Linked DNA regions of Homo sapiens: region 1 is linked to region 2. A link is an interaction called in ENCODE POLR2A ChIA-PET data of the cell type or tissue named here. Cell type or tissue: PC-9. All regions are shown on one strand. Each heading gives the region's core, and the rest is flanking DNA. Links, peaks and the distances in the headings are about the cores only.

Region 1 (4,727 bases), core at 728-4,727, 120 kb before region 2:
CGGAAAATCAGATTTCGCATGGACTTGGAGAAGGAGTGCAAGGTTTTATTGAGTGGAGGAGGTGGCTCTCGGATGGGGAGCCAGAAGGGGGATGGAGTGGGAAGGTGGTCTTCCCCTAGAGTTGGGCTGCCCAGCAGCCAGACTCTCCTCCGACCGCCCCCGACTGATTTCCACATCGCCCCGCTGTCGAAAGCCCGCCAGCATCTGCTGGTGTCTGTCAGTGTGCTCTTCTGCTTCTCTGCTCCTCTCGACGTCCAGCCACTTGTGTGTGTGCCCACTAGGGTCTTGGGTTTTTTATGGGCACAGGATGGGGGTCATGGCAGGCCAGAGTAGTCTTGGAAAATGCAACATTTGGACATGAAAACAGGAGTGCCTGTTCTCACTAAGGTCCATGGGCACAAGCCCATGGGTGGAGCCCTCGCCAGGGACCCCACCCTTCTCTACCCAGCACTCCCCTGCCCCCCTTCCATGTCAACATGAAAGCTGACATTGGCTCCTGTGCCCCACCTCTGGGCCTGGTTTGGTGACCTCTGCACCAGAGCTGCTAGGGAGGCCCCATCCCACATGTTGTTGATTGAACAGCCCTTCCCCAGGGGAACCAACGTCCTCCTGTCCCCAAACCCATGGAGGAGTGGTGGGTTCCTGGGCCTCTAGTAACTCGACTGAATATTTTCCAGGTTACCTAACCAAACTCCTGCAAAACCACACCACCTATGCCTGTGATGGGGACTATTTGAATCTACAGTGCCCTCGGCATTCTACGATAAGTGTCCAATCGGCATTTTATGGGCAAGATTACCAAATGTGTAGTTCCCAGAAGCCTGCCTCCCAGAGGGAAGACAGCTTAACCTGTGTGGCAGCCACCACCTTCCAGGTATTGCCTTTTGTAGACATGTTAAGATGATACAGTTTCAACACACACTCTTTCTCTCTCTCTGGGTATAAATATATTTGTGATTATATAGTTCAATCCAAGCAAAACTGATCCATGAAAAATCCCAATTTATACAGATCACCAGTTTTGTAGGTGAGCTATTATTTGCTTCTCAAAGGATTTGTTGCCCAACAAAACTAAATAGAATTCCTACCTATTGTAGAGCCCCCTTTGTACACTTCAATATGAATTTATTTGTAGGTTTACTCCTTACTTTAGTATAGCAAAGTACAACCAGGATGGATTCCAACCTCCAGGCCCACATCTCCCATAAATACTCCTGTAGAAAGGGAAGGTAGGTTCTTTAATGGAAACCACAAGTATCTCTTTGAGGCAGACATCTGAAGTCATGACCAACTTTTTAGAAAATGTACTCAAAGGGCTGGGCGCGGTGGCTCATGCCTGTAATCCCAGCACTTTGGGAGGCCGAGGTGGGTGGATCATGAGGTCAGGAGTTCAAGACCAGCCTGGCCAATATGGTGAAACCCCATCTCTACTAATAATACAAAAATTAGCCGGGCATGGTGGCACGCACCTGTAGTCCCAGCTACTTGGGAGGCTGAGGCAGAAGAATCGCTTGAACCCAGGAGGCGGAGGTTGCAGTAAGCTGAGATCATGCCACTGCACTCTAGCCTGGGCAACAGAGCGAGACTCCATCTCAAAAAAAAGAAAATGTATTCAAGGAAGGAAATATCAGTAATATCAGTAACTGCCTTGTGCTTTTTAATGATTTGCTTCTTCAGTTGTAGATAATCATGTCATTCTTGCTTGGAGCTATTTTAGGCAGCCTTTACTGACTCCTTCCTTCTACTACATAGTACCAGGAATTGGGAGAGGTGTGGTTTAAGTCATTCTTTTTGTGGTTGGCATATTTAGGGAAAGATTTGGTATAGGAGAAGGTCAAACTAATATTTCAATGATGGTTTTAGACTGTGCATGGCTTTCAATCATCTGAGCAACTTCTACTTCACCATCCCTGGCCCCTAACATATATAACTAGTTGACCAGGATTACTGAGTCACTTGGCCTTGGATTTTTTTTTTTATGCCTCCCAAGTTCCATATGAATACATTTAAAGCAGGGAGTTTAGAGCAGGTGGAAAGTTGGAAGTCTGTTTGATTTTGTCGACCGTAGGAAATATGGATAAAGATACATTTGCTAGAACTAAGGAGAAATAAGAGTAGCTTTAATGCTGTGTAGCTCTCCCTAAGGCCCAAACAGGAGACGCAAACTAATGTGATGATGTAAGAATTTTTCTATTTCTCACACCATCCCTTGCTTCCACTCCAAGCATGGTAGTATCTGGGTATTTAGGTGATTGGTGAAACACACCAATTGAGTAGCCAAAATGAATGTGTCTGAATGACTCCCCATGACATGGTTTCTATACCTTGAGGAGAGACAACATGTTTCTTCAGGAGACAAGAAGTTGCTTTCCCTGTGTGCTCCACTGTCTTAGTCCTTTTTGTGCTGCTATAACAGTGTACCTGAGCCTGGGTAATTCATAAGGACCTGAGATTGATTTCTCACTGTTCTGAAGGTCAGGAAGTCCAAGAGCAAGGCGCCATAGGTTTGGTGTCTCTACTTCCAGGATGGCTCCTTGAACACTACATCCTCTAGGGGGTTGGAGAACGCTGGTACTCATGTGGCAGAAGAATGGAAGGGGCAAGAGAAGGAGAGAGGGCCAACTTGCCTTTTATAACAAGCCTAGTGCCACTCTAACAACCTACTCCTGAAAAAAAACAAAAAACAAACAAACAAACAAAAACAGTATTAATCCATTCATAAGGGTGAAGACCTGATGGTCTAATCACCTCTTAAAGACTCCACCTGTTAACACTGTTACTGTTAAAGCAGCAATTACATTTCAATGTGAGTTTTGGGGGGGATAAACATTCCAGCCATAGCACCCACCCTACCCCTAACTCTCTCTGTTGGGCGCCACCCCAGGAGCTACATCCCTCTTGACCCACCCCCATTTCTCAGCCACCTGCCCTGGCCATCCATCCTTGGATCCCAGGCTACCTGCTGCCCTCCTGGGTGCATGAAAGGAATGTTGGCCAGTACCAACATTTTTTTAAAGTGGCTACTTTGTAAAAGTAGGAACTCTTGGCATACACTAGAGCATGGGCACCACCTGCACCATTCCACGGGTACCTGCCTCTGCCAGATACCCCTGAGGGAAGAGGATGTTCTATAACCAGGCCGACAGGTTAGCATTTGTGAACACAGTTCTGACGTTGTTGGGAGGGTTTGTTTGCCAGAAACATCCCCATGCGCTACTCTTTCAACCAGAGGTCAAGAAGTCCTTTACTTTTGTGTCTTTTTTGTTTGTTTGTTTGAGACGGAGTTTCACTCTTGTTGCCCAGGCTGGAGTGCAATGGCGCAATCTCGGCTTACCACAACCTCTGCCTCCCAGGTTCAAGCAATTCTCCTGCCTCAGCCTCCCGAGTAGCTGGGATCACAGGTGCCCACCACCACGCCTGCTAATTTTTGTACTTTTAGTAGAGACAGGGTTTCACTGTGTTAGTCAGGCTGGTCTTGAACTCCTGACCTCAGGTGATCTGCCCGCTTCGGCCCCCCAAAATGCTGGGATTACAGGTGTGAGCCACCGCGCCCAGCCTTCTTTTGTGTCTTTTAAGCTGCACTCGGAGCACAGGCAAGGTGCTTCCTCAGAGGGAGGTTGCTTAACATGGGGAGACATCCACACAGGAGACCACAGCTGATCCATCCCTTGACTGTCAGCAGCAAGTCCCCCTCTCTGCATTTTCCAGCTCATGACATAGTTTGGAAATAGCCCTGCCCTGGGGTCTGCTCTGTGGTTGTAACAGTGGAGCCCTCCGGTGACATCTGTGGGCCAAGTCATTTCACCATGACCTTTGGCCATGCCACATGCAGTCATCTGAAAGCTGCACCTTCTGGGGTCTGAGGGGTTTCTTGGGTATTTTTTCCTGATTGAGACACATCTGCTGGGCCCCTGAGAGAATGGGGGATACCTGGCGGGGCCAGCATTCTTCACGGAGCTATTCCACGAGCTACTATGAGAACATGGTGACTCAGAGAGGCTCACGTGTCTGCACTAAATTCAGACCTAAAGTAATAAGCAGATTCTTGGGAACTTTTTTTTTAACTGTACTTGATGTCCTTTTTGTTTTTGTTTTAACCAGACCCAAGTTCAGGACCTCTGTGTTTATCACAAGCAGGACTTGTTCCATTTGGGAACGAGGACCTAGAGAACAGCAGCAAAAAGCTGAGCCTTCCCAGGACCTGGAGGAGGGTGTTCTGTGAGCTTCCACAGAGCAGATGCCTTAAAAACGAAGGAGCTGTCTGGAAAAAATCAGGAGAGAGAGAGAGATTGAGATTTGCAGGAAAGCCTTTACTGCCAATGCTCAACAGAAAGTCTGAGTGTTCCACTAAGAAAACTGCTCCCCGAGGGAGAAGTGGGTCCCATCCTCTTGAGTTTGATGAGGGTGGGAATCAGCTTTGTAATTTTTATTTTTTGGCCTGTGGATGGTTCGTAAGCTGGAAAGGGTTTGGGTCCCCAAGAGCTCCCCGATGCACAGCTCTCCTGTGTCCTGTGTGGGGCTATTTAAGGATGAAAGGCCAGGACTGTGAATCCTGATGGTCACAGCTCTCTCAGCTTAAAGCTAGGGGACCCCGCTCGAAGGGGACCCTGAAGTACCCTGCACCCCAATATCTGAAAGTCCTCTGACCTCGCTTGCACCCCCTGGAGCCTCGGCACTCAGTGCCTTTGCTGAAAGTAGCAGCCGCCGCACCAGTAGTGGTGGATCAG
Region 2 (4,641 bases), core at 4-4,003:
GGAACCAACGACCGCACCCACGTAAGACAGAAAACGTAATAAATGTCACGTGTGTTCCGAGTGCTCCAATGACCAGCTGCCCCCCATCTCTCTCCCTCCCCTCAGGCCTCCCTGTTCCCTGAAACGCAATTGTGGGATTACACCATTAATAACCTACAACGGCCTCTAAGTGTTCAAGTAAAAGGAAGAGACACACATCTCTCACTTTAAATCGAAAGCTAGAGATGATTAAGCTTAGTAGGGAAAGCCTGTTCCAAGTTGAGATAGGCTGAAAGCAAGGCCTTTTGCACCCAGGAGTTAGCCCAGTTGTGAATGCAAAGAAAAACCTCTTAAAGGAAATTAAAAGTGCTGCTCTAGTGAACACATGAATGACAAGAAAGCGAAACAGCCTTATTACAGTGGTCTAGATAGATCAAACCAACCACAGCGTTCCCTCAGGCCAAAGCCTACTCCAGAGCAAGGAACTCTCCTCAGTTCCACAAAGGCTGAGAGGAGTGAGAAAGCTACAGAAGAAAAGTTTGAAAGTAGCAGAGATTGGTTCATGAGGTCTAAGGAAATAAACCATGTCCACAACATAAAAGTGCTTCCCTCCAATAAAATGTCATGAAATAAGAACTTTTTACAAATGTGCTCATTGCTGATTCCCTAGCCCTAAAACAATGCCTGCCACATGGTGACCATTGAATAGCTACGGGATGACGGGTCAGAAGGGGCATCAGGATGAATGATCACTCATGAACAAGGCAAAACAAAGGACATTTTCAGATGAGCCAAAATTGAAAGAGTTGATTGCCCCCATCTCTTCATGCTCGTCAACTAGAAGGAAACTGTGCCCAAGAAACGGGAAAGAAGCGCCCCAAATTCTGCATAAATTTAAAAAGTTTAAAGTAAACACTGGCTATGTAAACACCACAGTGATAATCATAACTAATACTGAGGGTAAAGACAACTTAGAGTAAAAATCCTGGCAGAAGCCAACACAATGACATGAGAGATTGGGGAGGAGAATCAGAACTAGAAGACTCTTGAGTTGGTTGTAGAGGACGGTAAGGATACTGATACATTTTCAGTTTATGAAATAAAACCTCAGGTTAAAAGGAAAGTTATTTTCAGATTATATAATTTTCTTAATGTCTGTTTCTTATAAGATCATATTTAAAGATAAAGATTTAGAAATAGCAAAAGAGAAAGAATAGAAACAGGCACATATTAACTAACTAAAAGAAAGCTGCTATACCTATTAGATTTAATAGACTTAAAGCAGAAAGCATTAAAGGTATAAAAATAGGTGTCACTGGTTAAGGATTTTTAAAAAGAAACCAATTTATAAGAAAGAGAAAAATTACAAATAAATATTAGTAAATTCATAACCGAACTAGGATTTATTTATTTATTTTTTTTTGAGATGGAGTCTTGCTCTGTCACCCAGGCTGGAGTGCAGTGGCGCCATCTCAGATCACTGCAACCTCCGCCTCCTGGGTTCAAGTGATTGTCCAACCTCAGCCTCCTGAGTAGCTGGGATCATAGGCGCACTCCACCGCATCCGGCTAACTTTTGTATTTTTAGTAGAGATAGAGTTTCACCATGTTGGCCAGGCTGATCTCGAACTCCTGACGTCAGGTGATCTGCCCACCTTGGCCTCCCAAAGTGCTGGGATTATAGGAATGAGCCACTGCGCCCGGCCCAAACTGGGATATTTTTAACACAGTTCTCTCATTACCTAATGCAGTGGTCCCCAACCTTTTTGGCACTAGGGACCAGTTTCATGGAAGACAATTTTTCCACGGACTGGCATGGGTGTGGGTTGTGGGGGGGTTGGCTGATTACGTTCACTAAATTTACTGTGCACTTCATTATTATATTGTAATGAAATAATTATAAATTATACAATTCACCGCAATGTAGAACAAATAGGAGCCCTGAGGGTTTTTTTTGTTTTGTTTTGTTTTGTTGTTGTTGTTGTTTTGTTTTTGTTTTTAGAAAGCCTCACACTGTAACCCGGGCTGGAGTGCAATGGCATGATCTTGGCTCACTGCAACCTCCACCTCCCAGGTTCAAACGATTCTCCTGCCTCAGCCTCCTGAGTAGCTAAGATTACAGGTGCCATCCACCACGCCCAACTAATTTTTTGTATTTTTTTTTTTTTAGAAGAGATAGGGTTTCCCTATGTTTACCAGGTTGGTCTCGAACTCCTCACCTTGTGATCTGCCCACCTTGGCCTCCCAAAGTGCTGGGATTACAGGCGTGAGCCACTGCACTCGACCGCCCTGAGCTTTTTTTCCTGCAACTAGAGGGTCTGATCTAGGGGTGAAGAGAGACAGTGAGAGATCATCAGGCATTAGATTCTCATGAGGAGCGCACAGCCTAGATCCCTCGCATGCGCAGTTCACAGTAGGGTTCGCACTCCTATGAGAATCAAATGCTGCCACTGGTCTGAAGGAGGCGGAGCTCAGGCCTAACGGAGCGATGGGGTGTGGCTGTAAATACAGACAAAGCTCCCCTGTCTTGCCCGCCGCTCACTTCCTGCTGTGCAGCCCAGTTCCCAAGAGACCCAGGGGTTACCTAGAGGATGGCGTTTTAGAGTCCAGGTGAGACCGGGAAAGAATGTGGTGGCTTTTAAGACAATGAGCTGACTGCACTGTGCGAGTAAGTAACACCCATTTATCTCCGTTGCTGCTCGAGCCATGTAGCCAGGCCCACCCAGAAAAGCTGAAACACAAGCCCCAGACTGAGGTCTGACGGCGTTTACGGAGGCATCCAGACCTGGGTGCGCTTACACACCGGCACGGAAGCCACAGGCTCACAGTTCTTGGATAAGAACCAGGAAAACATGCATTAAGCAGGGTAAGCCCCAAATTATCTGGACAGCTGCTGCTGTGGGGAACTTGCCTCCAGGGCTCAAGTATCTGCTAACCTGCAAGTCCCCACACCTCTGCACATTCGCATGCAAAGGCACCTACCCACACGGGTTCCTGGTGACGTCACTCACCTGTCTGCTTGTTAAGAAACTGCACAACTTCCAAACCATCAGGGTAGGTCGTGTGTGTCGTCTGAGCATTTGCATAATAGTAAACCTGTAAGCACCAGAAACACCTATGTTGGGAGGCAGTTTGTGTTATCATTTTGAACCTGGATTTAATCTAGTAAAGTCCTTCCTACAGGGGGGTAAAAGCACCGTCCCAGCAGGTGGGAGTGGGCTGACCTTGTCCATGGGCATCCTCCACAGCAAGGAGGCGTGGGGAGAGGGCTTGTCACCCAAGCCCAGAAGTCAAGACACTGTGGCTCTAGGCTAGTGGGAGAGAGGACTGGACTGAGGTGGAATTCCCAGTCCTTCACCTGGGAGAAATGCACCTTGCGCTGGCATTTTGCAGCCTCTGCCTCTAAGTCGGTGGGCACGGCTGAGCCCCGGACAGTCAGCACCAGGAATTTGGACCATGTTTTGTGTTTTATTAAAGTGGTTATCTCCCACTTATATGTTTGCTCTGGGGTCAGGGTGGCCACAGTGACAACCGCCACATTCAACACCTGATACAAATAACACACAGAGACATACAAATAACATACAAATAACACCTGCCATGACTGTGGCACTGTTTCTAAATGCAGATCATTAGCCCTGAGGCTTCCAGGCAAACCCATTAGCTGGATCCCCAAACAAAATAAAATCCCAAGAAAAATGTTCCCACTCGTCCCCCCACTGAAGATGTTGAAAAGGGCAGAACAGAATGTGGGTTTTTCTCGGGAGAACAGAAAACAAGCGGGACCTGTGTTCCCAGACTTCCCCGCCAGGTGCCTACTTACATCACACGTAAGTTCACAGCCCAAATTTCCTGCCGTAGAGAAAATAATTTCATTTTATTGACATTTTTTGTAAAATATAGCATGTTACAAGTGGACCACTAGCTAGGGCTTAGAAATATGTTTGCTATTCGTGCCTTCGAGTCTATTAATGTCAATTGAGAACTGTAAATCAAAATGATAAAAAATGAAACTTTGACTTGGGAAACTCTTAAGCCATGAAAAATATTAATCCTGTTTGACTATGTGCTAAATGCAACCAACTTAAATCTATAAAAGAAAGTCTCTGTTTGAAAGGCTGAACCTCAGGAAATAAAGAGACATTTGGAATCATCTTAATTTTCTGTTCTTGTCAAGAAGATGCAACCATCTCTTGACACCCACTCCGAATCTCACTTCCCCAGGATGAAAAGGTGAGCTTCTCAGGTCTCCCTCAGGGGAACCTGGCGGGCCACCCTTGCAGAAGCCACTCAGCCCACCTACCTGCAGCTCTGCAATGTTTGGGGAAGAAGCAGTGAACTCATCAGGTTGAACGTGGCTGAGAAATCCACCTTCAGAACTCTCTAAGACTGAGGAGCTTCCGTCTAAAAAGCAAATAAGTTAAATTTAAAAGGATAGTGTATATACATTGTGGAAATATCAGTATCCTAATGCGATTGCTAAATTCAATTTAAGCAAACGTGTGAACACATTCTTTCTTGTTCATGAGATTACTATACACATGTCAGGTCAGTTCAACAACAAATGATCCTGTAAGGAACATTAATTCTTTAATGAATACACTCAGTCGGTATTTCTCTTTCGAGTATTCTGATGGATCAGGAGATTCACGGATGGAAAGGC

Evidence for each region. Peaks named below come from ENCODE experiments on the same cell type or tissue, not always from the same donor. Only the 100,000 strongest peaks of a DNase experiment are listed, where the experiment ranks them.
Region 1: POLR2A ChIA-PET joins it to region 2 with 7 read pairs; 2 of 35 experiments call an interaction of 5 or more read pairs at or near these places.

What each region holds. Positions count from the first base shown.
Region 1 is chr21:32,452,635-32,457,361 of GRCh38, forward strand. EVA1C (eva-1 homolog C) reads left to right here. Exons shown (of 8, transcript NM_058187.5): 2 at 678-874. It also overlaps the pseudogene LOC101928078. Among named protein-coding and RNA genes, the nearest start is that of EVA1C, 42 kb to the left of the region's middle. In PC-9, for the core only: no CTCF peak of the experiment used is centred there; a DNase peak (open chromatin) is centred at 3,097.
Region 2 is chr21:32,570,295-32,574,935 of GRCh38, forward strand. It overlaps CFAP298-TCP10L (CFAP298-TCP10L readthrough), which reads right to left. Exons shown (of 12, transcript NR_146639.2): 8 at 4,282-4,641; 9 at 3,802-3,830; 10 at 2,990-3,074. TCP10L (t-complex 10 like) reads right to left here. Exons shown (of 5, transcript NM_144659.7): 5 at 3,427-4,641. Among named protein-coding and RNA genes, the nearest start is that of TCP10L, 13 kb to the right of the region's middle. In PC-9, for the core only: no CTCF peak of the experiment used is centred there; a DNase peak (open chromatin) is centred at 2,467; H3K4me3 peaks cover 743 bases.